Regions from separate parts of the Homo sapiens genome. Here region 2 is linked to region 1. Evidence: read pairs that join two places in POLR2A ChIA-PET (ENCODE). Cell type or tissue: PC-9. All regions are shown on one strand. Each heading gives the region's core, and the rest is flanking DNA. Links, peaks and the distances in the headings are about the cores only.

What was found. ChIA-PET counts read pairs that join two places held together with the same protein. Peaks named below come from ENCODE experiments on the same cell type or tissue, not always from the same donor. Only the 100,000 strongest peaks of a DNase experiment are listed, where the experiment ranks them.
Region 2: POLR2A ChIA-PET joins it to region 1 with 8 read pairs; 4 of 35 experiments call an interaction of 5 or more read pairs at or near these places.

What each region holds. Positions count from the first base shown.
Region 1 is chr2:121,516,163-121,521,162 of GRCh38, reverse strand. The region is part of intron 6 of CLASP1 (cytoplasmic linker associated protein 1); the gene reads left to right. Among named protein-coding and RNA genes, the nearest start is that of CLASP1-AS1, 12 kb to the left of the region's middle. In PC-9, for the core only: no CTCF peak of the experiment used is centred there; no DNase peak of the experiment used is centred there; H3K27ac peaks cover 649 bases.
Region 2 is chr2:121,621,272-121,632,759 of GRCh38, reverse strand. The region is part of intron 1 of CLASP1 (cytoplasmic linker associated protein 1); the gene reads left to right. Among named protein-coding and RNA genes, the nearest start is that of CLASP1, 22 kb to the left of the region's middle. In PC-9, for the core only: no CTCF peak of the experiment used is centred there; no DNase peak of the experiment used is centred there.

The DNA of each region.
Region 1 (5,000 bases), core at 1-5,000:
AAATATTTTAAAAGATAGACTTTTTTTCTTCAAAAACATAACCTTAATACCATTGTCACCTCCTATGTCCCGAGAATCAGCAGTTCTCTCCTATCATCAGATACCCAGCCAGTGTTCACTTTTCCCTGAATGTCTTTTTCCAAGAGCAGAGAAATGTTTTCTAGAAGCTTTCCCACAGATTCCCCTCATGTTTCATTGTTGGAGAGTTGCATTCCGTGCCCCTGTGTGACCCAGCTGCTGGGAAGGGACAGAATTGTGTGATGGCTGTACACTAAGGATGTACCTCCTGAGCTGAGGGAAGCTTTTCTTCCTGGAGGTGGGGATTTCAGTACGAAGTCTGTGCTTGTTGATGAGGACAGGGCAGTGGCTGTAACAGAGGCAGCCAGTGGTCCGAGGCATCCTAACAATAAGAATTCCCTTGACTAGATAAGAAAAGCCTGAGTTCTGCCTGAAGACTTTTGATTTCATCTTCACAGCACCTCACCTGCCCTTTTGCAGGCAGGCTGGCAGAGGGTTGCATCCAGTGGGACTCCCCATGCTGACTGCTGGCCCTCTTGTTGAGTTTGGTTCAAAGCCTAAAACATCTTGAAACATATGACCATTGCTAATTCCATGCTGTCTCCAGCTGGACAGAGCTCAGGAGGAGGGAGGAGCACCTCTGCTGCTGGCTTGACAGAGCTTCCATGCGGCCCTGCCACAGTTGCAGCCTGGGAGCCAGGGGTGGGCTCTTGGGCACAGCTGTGCTGGGGTGCTGGGGTACCCACGCTCCAAGGCACTGGCTGTGGGGCTGTGCTGGGTTCTAGGAGGACAGGGTGGATTTAGGGTCTCATCAGTTTATAGACTGCTTCCCTGTCCCCCACCCTAGGGCGGAAGCCTTCCTTTGAGTTTTTTGCTTTGCAGGAAGCCTTTATTTTGGCATCCACATTAAGGTGCAGTGTGCTGGTGAGAAGGATGTTGACTTGCCCCCAGAGAGGTGCTCCAGCCTGCCATTCCTGATCTGTGGGCATTGGGCAGGTGACTAACCTTGCCAGCCTCTACACCCTCCAGTGTGCAGTGACTATGAGGAAGGAAGGAACAACATGGTCAGACGTTGGAGACCTTAGATTCTGTAAAGCATACATATAAGACCTGGCAGAGCGTGCTGCATGTATGGGGCTCTTGTCTTTTTGCAGTCTTCATGGCCTGACACATTGTGGTGCCTTTCTGTGGTGAGCCTGAGGGGTCAGCAGGGAGAGGCAGTGCGAGACCAGTGAGAGCCTGTGTAGAAGTGAATAGCTGCATTGTCCTGCAGTCTCAGCTGAATGGCTTTTGTTTAAACCTCTTCTCTATTAGAGTGTCCTACTTTGCAGTACCAAAGAATACCTGTTCATCTGCAGTTCTTCAGTGAAGAATAGTTTAGACCCCTAAATGCTATCTGACCCTGTAACTTTCTAGGTCTAAGGAACGATTATTTTAAAGGATAAAGATGTTGGTTTAAAAGATAGAGATAACACTAGCCGTTGTGTTGATTGCTTTATAGATACAAACTATAGGTCACAAACTGCTGGCATAAAGCTGGTTTCAGCCTGTAGATTTGTGGGTGTGTGTATGCTTGTGCCTGCAGAATGTTTTAATTTTACATTTTGAGTTCAAATGAGTTTATATTTGGGAGACTTATATTTTTAACTTTTCTTGAAAGGGTAGAAGGCCTGGTAAAGCTGTGCTACCATTCCTCTGTGGCTGGGTGGTGGTGGCCCATCTGCCTGAGCACCTTATCCCTCTTCTGTCCCTGCCTCCAGGGTTCCCTGCCAGTGCCATTTGTCACCCTGCACTCAGCCTGCTGCAATCACTCACTCCTCATGTCACTGCCTGGCCTGTGTAGGCGTTTCAGTTCATTTTCACCTAGTAGGCACTCAAATATTTGTTGAATGAAACTGTTATTTCTTTCAGTCCTCAGAGCAACCCTCAGTTTACAGAGGAGGAAATTGAGACCAAAGGAGTTCTAGTGTTTTGTCTAAGGTTACACAGCTCCCTAAATGGCCAAGTAGGTCCTTAAGTCTACTTATTAATATTTGACTCTAAAGCTAGTAATTTTTCCAGTAAATCTCTTAAACGTTTATGGCCCAGACTTTCTAAGTAGCTGCCTGGGTATTGATTGTTCTTTAAAGAGATCACCCATTGAGATTTGCTCTGAGCAGATGTTATCCCTAGAAACTAAGCAATGGTGATACACTTTAATAGTATTCAAGGTATAGTAGCATTGACTACTTCTGTAATATATGCATTTTTCTTTTTTTCTTTTTCTTGAGACAGCGTCTTGTTCTGTCACCCAGGCTGGAGTGAAGTGGTGTAATCTCGGCTCACTGCAACCTCTGCCTCCTGGGTTCAAGCGATTCTTGTGCCTCAGTGTCCCAAGTAGCTGGGACTAACAGGCGCTCGCCGCCATGCCCAGCTAAAGTTTTTTTTTTTTGTATTTTTAGTAGAGACGGGGTTTCACCATGTTGGCCAGGCTGGTCTCGAACTCCTGACCTCCAGTGATCTGCCTGCCTCGGCCACCCAAAGTGCTGGGATTACAGGCATGAGCCACCGCGCCCGACCGCATTTTCAATGTAAAAATATTCCCTAACATTAGAAATTATTTTTTTCCCTCAAAATAAACTGATAATCTGTGTTTGTCAGCTCTGGCTGCCATAACAAAATGCTGTAGACCGAGTGAGTTAAACAACAGAAATTAATTTTTTCACAGTTTTAGAGGCCGGGTTCTGGTTGGGGCTCTCTTCCTGGCTTGTAGATGGCTGCCATCTCACTATGTGCTTATATGACCTCTTCTGTGTGTGTACCCAGCTCTCTGGCTTCTCTTATGAGGACACTAATCCTCTAATTTTAGGGTCCCGCCATCATGACCTCATTTAACCTTAATTGCCTCCTTTTTTTTTTTTTTTTTTTTTTTTTGAGACGGGGGTCTCGCTCTGTCACCCAGGCTGGAATGCAGTGGTGTGATCTCAGCTCACTGCAACCTCTGCCTCCCGGGTTTAAGTGATTCTCCTACCTCAGCCTCCCAAGTAGCTGGGATTACAGGTGTGTGCCACCACGCCCAGCTGATTTTTGTATTTTTTAGTAGAGACGGGGTTTCACCATGTTTGCCAGGCTGGTCTCGAACTCCTGACCTTGAACTCGCCTGAACTTGAACTTGCCTGAACTCGAACTCCTGAACTTAAACTCGCCTGCCTGGGCCTTCCAGAGTGCTGGGATTATAGGCACGAGCCACCATACCCAGTTACCTCCTTTTTCTAAAAAAAAAAAAAAAAAAAAAAAAAAAAAAAAAGCTTGAGTCTTGCTTTGTCTCTGAGGCTAGAGTGTGGTGGTAGGATTATAGCTCACTGCAGCCTCCAACTCCTGAGCTTGAGTAATCCTCTTACCTCAGGCCCCCCCAAGTAGGTAGGACTGTAGCTGAGTACCAACTGGCCCAGCTAATTAAGAAAAATTTTTTTTGTAGAGATGGGCGCTCACTTTGTTGCCCAGGCTGGTCCCAAACCCCTGGGCTCAAGCTGTCCTCCTACCTTGGCCTCCCAAAGTGCTGGGATTACAGGTGTGAGCCACCATGCTCGGCCCTTAATTGCATCCTTATAGGCCCTATCTTGAAATATGTTGGAGAGTTAGGGCTTCATCATTTGAATTTTGGGGGCACACAGTTCAGTCCACAGCATGAGGTTTTGGGTGACAATATAGCCTAAGATTTGCCTTTTTCCACTGGAAGAGATAAAAATTATGAGTAAAGTTACCTGTCATGTAACACTGTTAAATCAGAGGACTCCCTTCAGTATTTCAAATTGTAAATTTTTGCTTGTATTCCTGCTTCTTTTCTCTTCATTCTCCACTACCTTGATGTTGTACTCCCATCTTTGCTTACTGAATTAAGCACAGTCTCCCCAACACCACCTGGCCTTGGTTCCATTTTATGTTTTAAAAATGTTTTTCTTCCTACCTTTTTATTTGCAGATTTTTTAACATACAGAGAAAGTGAGTGTATTTACCAGTTAACATTTGTTACATTTCTTCTGTATCTCTGTGTACACACATACATACATATACAGACACATACTTTTTTCTTGAGCCATTTGAAAGTAACATGCAGATATAATGATTTTTTTTTTCTTTCTGAGACAGAGTCTTGCTCTGTTGCCCAGGCTGGAGTGCAGTGGCACGATCTCAGCTTACTGCAAACTCCGCCTCCAAGTGATTCTCCTGCCTCAGCCTCCTGAGTAGCTGGGATTACAGGTGCATGCACCACCACGCCCGGCTAATTTTTTTGTATTTATAGTAGAGACAAGGTTTCACCATGTTGGCCAGGCTGGTCTTGAACTCCAGACCTCGTGATCTGCCCGCTTCGGCCTCCCAAAGTGCTGGGATTATAGGCGTGAGCCACCACGCCCGGCTTATGATGATATTTTTAACCCTAGACATATCAGTGTGTATGTATCATTTAATAACAAAGATATTTTCTTATATTAACGCATGTCATTTTTCTCACCCTGGAAATTTAACATGGATACAGTGATGTGTAATATACAGTCCGTATTCAAATTTCCCCAGGTTAGAAAAAAAGTCTACCCTGTCTCTCACACCTTATTTCGTATTTCATGCTGCTTTCTTAGTTTGATCTGGTCTGGCCAGACCGGCGTACTTCCTCTTCCTGAAGCATGTGCCGTGCATGTCTGCTTTCGTGCCTTTGCACAGGCTGTGTCTTATTCGGAATTCGCTCATTCCATCTGGACCTGGTGAAATCCTGCTGTTCCAAGCACTTCGCAGTGGTTTCTTCCTCATATGGCATCCCTTGACATCCCCTAATGTGATTGCTCCCTTCTTTAAACCACAACCTCTTTATGCTCTTGAATAATGTTTATTCCATCATGCCCTGTAATGTAGACTTTTAGGACTTTTTAAAAATCTCCTTCTTAGGACTAGGGGCTTCTTGAGTATGGGACTTCATATGGCCTGTACTACCCATTTTTGTTGCTCAT
Region 2 (11,488 bases), core at 3,024-8,023, 110 kb before region 1:
CATGCCTGGCTAATTTTGTATTTTTAGTAGAGACGAGGTTTCTGCATGCTGGTCAGGCTAGTCTTGAATTCCTGACCTCAGGTGATCTGCCAACCTCGGCCTCTCAAAGTGTTGGGTTTACAGGCATGAGCCACCGCGTCCAGCGCATTTTACTTTTTTTAAACTTCATGTATCTTGGAAATCATTCTATGTGAGTACATTGAAGACTTCCTCCTTTTTTTTTTTAAATGAGTTGTATGACTAAATAGTATGCTGTTGCATGGCATATCATGATTTCCTGAGTCCTCTATTGATGAACATTTAGTTTTATCTAATCTTTTGCTTTTATAAACAATGCTGCAAAGAATAATTCTATAATATATTATTTTTGCACATATATGAATAAATTCCCAGAAGTTGACATTTTGGGTTAAAAGTTACGTGCCTTAACATTGCTATAAATAGATATTCCCAGATTATTCACGTTGGAGGTTTTGATGAAATCCAGCCTGCAATACAAGATACATTTTTGTTTGTTTTTTGAGACAAAGCTCTGTCGCCCAGGCTAGAGTACAGTGGCACAATCTCAGCTCACTGCAACCTCTGCCTCCCAGGCTCCAACCATCCTCCCATCTCAGCCTTCCAGGTAGCTGGGACTACAGGTGCATACTACCATGCCTGGCTGATTTTTGTATTTATTTTATTTATTTATTTTATTTTATTTTATTTGTTTTGAGATGGGGTCTTGCTCTGTTGCCTGGGCTGGAGTGCAGTGGCGTGATCTCGGCTCACTACAGCCTCCGCCTCCTGGGTTCAAGCAGTTCTCCCACCTCAGCCTCCCGAGTAGCTGGGATTACATGGGCACGCCACCACGCCCAGCTAATTTTTGCATTTTTACTAGAGACGGGGTTTCACCATGTTGACCAGGCTGGTCTCGAACTGTTGACCTCAGGTGACCCACCCACCTCAGCCTCTCAAAGTGCTGGGATTACAGGTGTGACCCACTGCGCCTGGCCCGATTTTTGTATTTTTTGTAGAGATGGGGTCTCACTATGTTGCCCAGGCTGTTCTCAAACTCATGAGCTCAAGCGATCCTCCCACCTTGGCCTCCCAAAGTGCTGGGATTACAGGTGTGAGCCACTGTGCCTGGCCTGCAATATGTATTTTAAAAATATGTTTAAAAAATGTAATTTCAGGCCGGGCTTGGTGGCTTACGCCTGTAATCCCAGCACTTTGGGAGGTCGAGGTGGGCAGATCACGAGGTCAAGAGATCGAGACCATCCTGGTCAACATGGTGAAACCTCGTCTTTACTAAAAATACAAAAATTAGCTGGGCCTGGTGGTGTGTGCCTGTAGTCCCAGCTATTCGGGAGGCTGAGGCAGGAGAATTGCTTGAATCTAGGAGGCGGAAGTTGCAGTGAGCCAAGATCGTACCAGTGCACTCCAGCATGGTGACAGAGCGAGACTCCATTTCAAAAAAAAAAAAAAAAAAAGTAATTTTAAAATGGCGTAGAAACATGTCATGTGTCATTTTTTGAATTAAAATATGACTATAGTTCAGTGATCAAAAGCAAATTGAGCACTTTTCTTCTCATTTCTTTTTTTTTTTTTTTTTTTTTTTTGAGCTGGAGTCTCGCTTTGTCACCCAGGCTGGAGCGTAATGGCGCAATCTCGGCTCACTGCAACCTCCACCTCCCGGGTTCATGCCATTCTCCTGCCTCAGTCTCCCGAGTAGCTGGGACTATGGGCGCCTGCCACCACACCCGGCTAATTTTTTGTATTTTTAGTAGAGATGGGGTTTCACCATGTTAGCCAGGATGGTCTTGATCTCCTGACCTTGTGATCCACCCACCTCGGCCTCCCAAAGTGCTGGGATTACAGGCGTGAGCCACTGCGCCCGGCCTCTTTTTTTTTTTTTTTGAGACGTAGTTTCGCTCTTGTTGTCCAGGCTGGAGTGCAATGGCTAGATCTTGGCTCACTGCAACCTCTGCTGGGTTCAAGCGATTCTCCTGCCTCAGCCTTTTGAGTAGCTGGGATTACAGGCATCCACCACCATGCCCGGCTAATTTTTTTATTTTCAGTAGAGACAGAGTTTTGCCATGTTGGCCAGGCTGGTCTCAAACTCCTGACCTCAGGCAATCCACCCACCTTGGCCTCCCAAAGTGCTGGGATTATAGGCGTGAGCCACCATGCCCGGCCTCTTCTCATTTCTTGTTTGCTTTTCTCTTTTGACTTGGCAAGAATTTTGTGACTGGACGAGGCAGGAATAAGTTTTGTTTCCTTGTAGATGTTACCAATACTGCCTTCTAGAGATGGGTACTAGATACAGAAGATTTACTGAATAATTGCTTCTGCGTGTGTGTGTGTGTGTGTGTGTGTGTGTGTGTGTGTGTGTGTGTTTCTTTCCAATATGGTGATCTACCAAACTTTCTGTAGTTTTCAATACTTGTAGTAATGGATGATGATTGTGATATCAGGATTACAATTTGATTTAACTTTAAAAACAACTTTCTGGAATTTATTGGATAGAGTATGATTTAACTAGAAAGAATAGGAATAGAGGCTGGGCGTGGTGGCTCACGCCTGTAATCCCAGCAGTTTGGGAGGCGGAGGCGGGTGGATCGCTTGAGGTCAGGAGTTTGAGACCAGCCTGGCCAACATGGTGAAATCCTGTCTCTACTAAAAATGTAAAGTTAGCTGGGCATGGTAGTGCACACCTGTAATCCCAGCTACTCAGGAGGCTGAGGCAGGAGAATAGCTTGAACCTGGGAGGCGAAGGTTGCAGTGAGCGAAGATTGCATCACTGCAGTCCAGCCTGGGTGACAGAGCAAGACTCCATCTCAATAAAAAAAGGGAAAACATAGTATTAACATTTTAGTGTGTTCCCTTCCATACGTTTTCTATGCAAGATGCATATAAAAAAAAGTTTTTATTTTATAAACAAAAATGGCATCATTTTTGTTTTCTAGTTTGCTTTTTTATTTTTTTTGAGATGGAGTTTCGCTCTTGTCGCCCAGGCTAGAGTGCAGTGGTGTGATCTTGGCTCACTGCAACCTCTGTCTCCCAGGTTCAAGTGATTCTCCTGCCTCAGTCTCTCAAGTACGTGGGATTACAGGTGCCTGCCACCATGCCCAGCTAATTTTTGTATTTTTAGTAGACATGGGGTTTCACCATGTTGGCCAGGCTGGTCTCAAATTCCTGACCTCAGGTGATCCACTGGCTTCGGCCTCCCAAAGTGCTGGGATTACCGGCGTGAGCCACCGCTCCCGGCCTAGTTTGCTTTTCTAATTGTTTTCTAGTTTGCTTTTTTCACTAAAATGATTGCAGATACCTTTAAAGTCCAATAAGAACAGATTTATTTATTTATTTTTTATTTTTTATATATTTTTTTGAGATGGAGTCTCGCTTTATCACCCAGGCTGGAGTGCAGTGGTGCGATCTCAGATCACTGCAAGCTCCGCCTCCCGGATTCATGCCATTCTCCCACCTCAGCCTCCCAAGTAGCTGGGACTGCAGGTGCCTGCCACCATGCCAGGCTAATTTTTTGTATTTTTAGTAGAGACGGGGTTTCACCGTGTTAGCCAGGATGGTCTTGATCTCCTGACCTCATGATCTGCCCGTCTTGGCCTCCCAAAGTGCTGGGATTACAGGCTGAGACACCGCGCCCGGCAAGAACAGATTTTTTATCATCATTGTTGGTAACTGCATAGTATGCTGTTGTACGGATGTACTGTAATTTATTTCCCACTTCCCTGTTCGTTAACATTTAGGATTATTTCATTAAAAAAGGATGACCAAAACAAAGAAAGAGAAAAAAGAATTAAAAAAAAAGGATGACCAGCTGCAGTGAACAACTTGATATGTTCAGTTTGGTATACTTTTTTTTTTTTTTTTGAGATGGAGTCTCGCTCTGTCAGGAGCCATGGTGCCCACCCCATTTTAGCATACTTGATAAATTTTTCCTTAGATGCATTCTTAGATTTTGAACTGGTTGGGTGAAGAGATGTTGCCAAATTGTCCTATGTATTACTACTTTTTATTCTCATCAGCAGTGCATTAAAGTGTTTATTTGATTATATTCAATTACATTCTTTTTTTTTTTTTTTTGAGACAGAGTCTTGTTCTGTCACCCAGGCTGGAGTGCAGTGGGGTGATCTTGACTGTGCAACCTCTGCTTCCCAAATTCAAGCGATTCTTGTGCCTCAGCATCAGGAGTAGCTGGGGTTACAGGCGTGCACCACCATGCCTGGCTAATTTTTGTATTTTTAGTAGAGATGGGGTTTCACCATGTTGGCAAGGCTGGTCTCGAATTCCTAGCCTCAAGTGATCCACGCACCTCAGGCTCCCAAAGTGCTGGGATTACAGGTGTAAGCCATCGTGCCTGGCCTCAATTACATTCTTAAGTGACCGTTTTTGAAAATGTAGGACTAGAGTGATGGTTAGGTTTTTTGATATTTTAAGGAAAACCATGTTAATGTTGAATAGGAATAAGTTTATGTTGGAAAAATATTGAAGCAATCATAACTCGTTTTGGAAACCGAGCTGCTGTATGTAGTACAACCCAGTTTATACTAACATTGTTAAGGCACAGCTCTCTTTTTGCGCTTTTCTTTTGGAATTTTTTTTGTAAATCCATAAAACATAACTATAAAAATTTCATTTTAGTAAAAGCAGTGTCCTAATATAGCTTATCTGAGAAATATAGCAAATTTTTGTTAGGTATAAACTTAGTAAAGTACAGACTTAAAGTGTATGAGCTTGAAATATGATTGAATAGTGGTGGACAGGGTATGAAATTTCACAGTATTTCATAGTATTTGAAATTGTATGCAGTGTATAAAATTCCTTATTTGATAGTATATGAAATTGTCTTTTCAGTAGCCTTTGTCATTGCTCAGGTGATGTTCCACATTATTTTTCGCTGACAAGTCACTTAAGTTGCATTGAAAGGGTTTGAAGTAACATAATAAGATCTAAATTGTCAATGAATAAATGAATCTCTAAAGCCCTCATTTCAGTTCTCTTTCTTTAGCAAGCACAGGGTTCCTTATCTTTGAAGGCTGTCCATGACTCTGCACGTTTTCCTCGTCCGTCAGATTCATACTGAGGAGTATGAATCTTGCCTAAGCAAGGTAAACATGCTTGGATGGTGAGGGACAATAAGCAAAGCCTGCATTCTCATGCTCAGGTACACCTAAGGTGTAGCTTTACCTAGTGGTGCCCTTATATTTGTTTCACTGTTGTAGCCTTTCTTTTTTCCATGTTTCCTAAGGAATTGGAAAAGTAGAGCCTTGCAGGAAAGCGTCTTGATATACTTGGTGGAATAGATTATTTACTTGTCTTTCTCTCTGCAGTGAACATGGAGCTTGTTGAGGGCAGTGCCTGGCAGATTGCCTGGTACATTAAGTACTCAGTGAACTTAGGAAACTGGAACCAAGAGCCTTTCCATTTCATGTGTCTTTCCACTTTTTTCTTCTTTTGTTTTCTTTAACTTCCTATTGTGAAATAATTATAGATTCACAAGAAGTTGCAAAAAATGTACAGGGAGTTCTTGTTTACCCTTCACCCAGTTTCCCCCAATGGTTACGCATATTTTGTTGTTTCTCCTCTTTTCCTGCTGTGCTGTGTCTTCTTTTCCCTACGTTATCCTAGTTTTCTCCTCTTTTTCCTATTTTTGATCATGCTTTTGGCTTGCCATTGGCATCTATGGGATGTACTGAACTCTCTGAACTAAATGTTGCTGAATTACTCTCCTAAGGCTGCTTGTGGGAATGCATGTGATGGTTCTTTCTCTTCATTTATTCTTTGTGGATCACTTGCTTAGTATGAGGTGCTGTGCCAGGTACTAGTTGTTCCTCTATATTCAAGCTTTTCAGCTCTTATTTTGAGAACATTATGGTGGATATATCTTTCCTTTGTAGGTCTTTTTCCTAAATGATACGTGTGTCTAAAGTACTCAGAGATGTGTATCTATTGTTGGTGAGAAGAAGGAGCTGCATTTTGGTGAAAATAGCCCTGGATTTTGAATTAGAAAGTGAAGTTCAAATCTTGGTTCTGGCCAGGTGCGGTGGCTCACATCTGTAATCCCAGTGTTTTGGGATGCCAAAGTGCGAGAATCACTTGAGGCCAGGAGTTCAAGACCAGCATGGGCAACATAGCAAGACCCCATCTCTCTAAAACAAAACAAAACAAAAAAAAAGGAATCAAAATTCTGGTTCTGTTTCATACTTGCTATGTGACCCCAGAAGTCACTTTGCTTCTGAATCTCTTCTTGTCTGTAAAATAGGCATTATAATTACAATCTGACAGAGGTTTTGTAGGGAATAGAGAAAGTAGCATTTGTATGATAACTTAATACATTGGAAGGTACTGCTTCAAATATGAAGTAGCTATACTTATTTTATTGATGAAATGAAAGCCAAATTTAAAACTATTGGTGTATTAATTCTTTATAGCTTGACTTCTTTATTCAGTAACACAGAAAGACTTCTCTTGTTTTTTTAAATCCTCATCCTTCTTACACCTTCTGTCTTCACATTAAATACCCAGGACTTAATAGAGTTTTCTTTTTTTTCAACTGGGTATAACCTAGCTCCCTTGGGAAATTTGGGATGGCCATGTCAGCTGTCATACTGTATCAAATGACATATCAGATGTCCTCTTCTCTCTTTTTTTTTTTTTTGAGATGGAGTCTCGCTCTGCCTCCAGGCTGGAATGCAGTGGTGCCATCTCAGCTCACTGCAGCCTCTGCCTCCTGTGTTCAAAGTGATTCTCTTGCCTCAGCCTCCCGAGTAGCTGGGATTACAGGTGCGTGCCACCATGCCCAGCTAATTTTTGTATTTTTAGTAGAGACGAGGTTTCACCATGTTGGCCAGGATGGTCTCCATCGTCTTGATCTCTTGACCTTGTGATGTGCCTGCCTCGGCCTCCCAAAGTGCTGGGATTACAGATGTGAGCCACTGTGCCCAGCCTGTTCTCTTCTCTTCTTACTCACCTAAGTCTGGGGATTTTTCTGTTTCAGGAACCTCTTAGAAAATTTCTCAAGCAGGCTGGGCGCGGTGGCTCATGCTTGTAATGCCAGCACTTTGGGAGGCCAAGGCGGGCAGATCACCTGAGGTCAGGAGTTCAAGACCAGCCTGGCCAATATGGTGAAACCCGTCTCTTCTAAAAATACAAAAATTAACTGGGACTGGTGGCGGGTGCCTGTAATCCCAGCTACTTGGGAGGCTGAGGCAGGAGAATCGCTTGAACCTGGGAAGTAGAGGTTGCATTGAGCCGAGATTGTGCCACTGCACTCCAGCCTGGATAACAGAGCGAGACTCCGTCTCAAAAAAAAAAAAAAAAAAAAAAAAATGAAAGAAAGAAAATCTCTCAAGCTAGCATATATGCTCCTTTGTGCTTAGCTTTTTAGTGGATTTCACCGTTAGAAACCAACTCTTCATGTGTTACTAGAAACATTTTTATTTTTGAAGGGAGACTTGCTTTTCATTTGTACATGCACATGGAATACTTAGTATAGAAAGTGGGGCATAAAATGAATATTTTAAAATTGAAATAATTGACAATTTTTTTTCTTAAACCTTGTCTAGATGCAGGCAAACTTTTAAATCATTAAGGGACAGACATTTATAGAACACCCCTTCCAATAATAGCAGGATACACATTGTTCTGAAGTGCATATGGAACATTTCAGGATAGACCATATGTTATGCCATAAAACAAGCCTCAATTAATTTAACGGATGGAAATCATACTATGTTCTCTGACCATAATGGAATGAAATTAGATATCAATAACAGAAGGAAATTTGGGGAATTCAGAATATGTGAAAATTAAACTACACACACTGAAATCACCAATGATTCAAAGAGAAAGCCACAGGAAAATTGGAAAATACTCTGAGATAAAGGCAAAATATATCATATCATGATGATGATGGTTGCAAACAATGTGAATGTACTTTATACCACTGAATTAATTGTACGTTTTAAAATAGTTAAAATGGCAAATCTTATGTATGTTTTACCAAAATTGAAAAAAACAAAACAAAACAGAAAAACCCTGGGCTGGGCGCACTGGCTCATGCCTGTAATCCCAGCAGTTTGGGAGGCCAAGGCAGGTGGATCACCTGAGATCAGGAGTTCAAGACCAGCCTGGCCAACATGGCGAAACCCCATTCTACTAAAAATACAAAAAATTAGCCGGGCATGGTGGTGGGTACCTGTAATCCCAGCTACTTGGGAGGCTGAGGCAGGAGAATAGCTTGGACCCAGGAGGTGGAGGTTGCAGTGAGCCCAGATCACGCAAATGTGCACTGTACTCCAGCCTGGGTGGCAGAGTGAGAATCCATCTCAAAAAACAAGAAGAAGAAGAAAAAAACCCCTGCCACTCATTTTTCAACAATGAATGTTTATTGAGGGCCTACTATGCTTCATGCGAAAAACAAAGAATATATCATAAGCTAGGGGATACAGCAAAAGCAGTTCCCAGAAGGAAATTTATAGCTATAAATGCTTGTATTAAAAAAAGAAGAAAGATGTCAAATCCATAACCTAATCTTCCACCTTAAGAAACTAATGAAAGAAGAATACACTAAATCCAAAGTGAGCAGAAGGAATATAATAAATAAAATCTAGAATGGAAATAAATGAAATAGAGGGAAAAAAAGTAGGGAAAATCAAACCAAAAATAGGTTCTGTGCAAAGATCAACAAAATGCACAAACCTTGAGCTAGATTAATAAATTAATAAAATGAGGAATGAAAGAAGGGACATCACTACTGACCTTACATGGAAATTAAAAAAGATTATAAGGAAATACTAGGAACCATTTTATGCCAACAAGTTAGATAACACATGTGAAATATATGCATTCTTTGAAAGACACTACTGAAATTAACTCAAAAAGAAATAGAAGGTCTCTTTTGTTTGTTTCAGATGGAGTCTTGCTCTGTTGCTCAGGGTGGAGTGCAGTGATGTGATGTTGGCTCACTGCAGCGTTTGCCTCCTGGGTTCAAGTGATTCTCCTGCCTCAACCTCCCAAAGAAATAGAAAATCTAAATAGACCAATAAAGTAAAGAGATTGAATTAGCAATAAAAAAGCCCCTCCCAAAAAAGCTTAGGTCCAGATGACTTTGCATTTTGTGATTCTACCAAATATTTAAAGAAGAATCAACATAAATTCTCCACACACTCTTTCAAAATAAAGAAGAGGTATTACTTTCCAGTTTATCCTATGAGGACATTATTAGGCTGATACCAAAACCAGGCAAAAATGTCACAAGACAAGAAAACTACAGAACAGTATTCTTTATGGATATAGGTGTAAAATACCTCAACAAAATACTTGCAAACTGAACATAGCAACATATCGGAAGAATTCTGTACTGTGACCGAGTGGGAATTATCCCAGGAATGCAAAGTTGGCTTAATGTCTGTAAATTAACGTAACATGCCATGTAATAGAATAAAAGACAAGACCAACATGATCATCTCAATAGTGGCAGGAAAAACATTTGATTAAATCCAACATTGTTTCATGATAAAAAACATTCAACAAATTAGAAATGGAAGGGAACTTCCTCAGTGTGATAAAGGCCATCTTTGAAAACCTACAGCTAATATCATACTTAATGATGAAAGACAGAATGCTGTCCTAAGATTAGGAACAAGACATATAGTCTTTAATTTTTTAAAATTTATATATATATAGATATTGTTTATATAGACGGAGTTTTACTATGTTGCCCAGGCTGGTCTCGAACTCCTGAGCTTACGTGATCCACCCACCTTGGCCTCCCAAAGTGCTGGGATTATAGGTGTGAGCCACTGCGCTTGACCAAAACATGTATAGTCTCTTTGACACTTAGCTTTAACATTGTATTGGAGGTTCTAGCCGGGACAATTAGGGAAGAAAAAGAAAGAAAAGGCGTTCATATTGGAAAGGAAGTAAGATAATCTCTATTTGCAGATGGTATGATCTTGTATATAAAACATCCTAAGGAATGCACTATAAAACTGTTATGAGCTCCTCAAAGTTGCAGAATACGGGATCAATATACAGAAATTAATTTTATTGTTACACATTTACAATGAATAATTCAAAAGTGAAACCAAGGGAACAATTCCATTCACAGTAGCGTCAAAAAGAATAAAACATTTGGGAATAAAGTTAACAAAAGAAATGCAGAACTTAGATTCTTTTTTTTTTTTTTGAGACAGGGTCTCACTCGTCGCCCACGCTGGAGTGCAGTGGCATAGTATCAGCTCACTGCAACCTCTACCTCCTGGGCTCAAGTGATCCTTCCACCTTAGCCTCCTGAGTAGTTGGTACCACAGGTGTATACCACCACGCCTGGCTAATTTTTGTTTTTTTTAGAGACTAGGTTTCTCCATGTTGCCCAGGTTGGTCTCAAACTCCTGAATTCAAGTGATCCACCTGCCTCGACCTCCCAAAGTGCTGGGATTACAGGCGTGAGCCACTGTGCCTGGCCGGAACTTACATTCTGAACTATAAAACATCATTGAAAGATCTAAATAAATGGAAAGATACTCTATGTTCAGGGATTGGAAGACTTAATATTGTTATGATGGTAATATTCCCCATATAGATTTAGCACAATCCCTATTAAAATTCCAGGCCAGGTGTGGTGGCTCATGCCTATAATCCCAGCACTTTGGGAGGCTGAGGCAGGTGTGAGGTCAAGAGTTTGAGACCAGCCTGAACAACAACATGCTGAAACCCCATCTCTACTAAAAATACAAAAATTAGCTGAGCGTGGTGGTGCACGCCTGTAATCCCAGCTGGTTGGGAGGCTGAGGCAGGAGGATTGCTTGAACCTGGGAGGCAAAGTTTGCAGTAAGCCGAGATCACGCCACTGCTCTCCAGCCTGGGTGACAGAGTGAGACTCCGTCTCATAAACAAACAAACAAACAACAAAAAAACCCAGTTGCCTAGTTTGCAGAAATTGACAAGCTGATCTTAAAACTCATGTAGAAATGCAAGGGACCCAGAATTGCCAAAACAATCTTGAAAAAAAGTTGGAGGACTTTCATAACTTACTACAAAGTTACAATAATTGAGACAATCTGATACTGGCATAAAGATAGACATATAGATCAATGGCATAGAATGAGAATCCAGAACTAAACCCTTCTGTTTATGGTCAATTGATTTTCAACAAAGTGCAAGGACAATTAGGTGGAGAAAGAATAATCTTTTTCAACAAATGATGGTGGTACAGGTCCACACAACAAAAAAAGGAATTTGGACCCTTACCTCACTTATATATATATAAATTCAGAATTCATCATAGACCTAAATGTAAGATCTGAAACAATAAAACTCAGGCTGAGCCTAGTGGGTCATACCTGTAATCCCAGCACTTTGGAGGCCAAGGTGGGAGGATCGCTTGAGCCCAGGAATTCAAGATCAGCCTGGGCAACATAGTGAGATGCCATCTCTATTAAAAAAGAAAAAAACAACTCTTAGAAGAAAACATGGTTGTAAA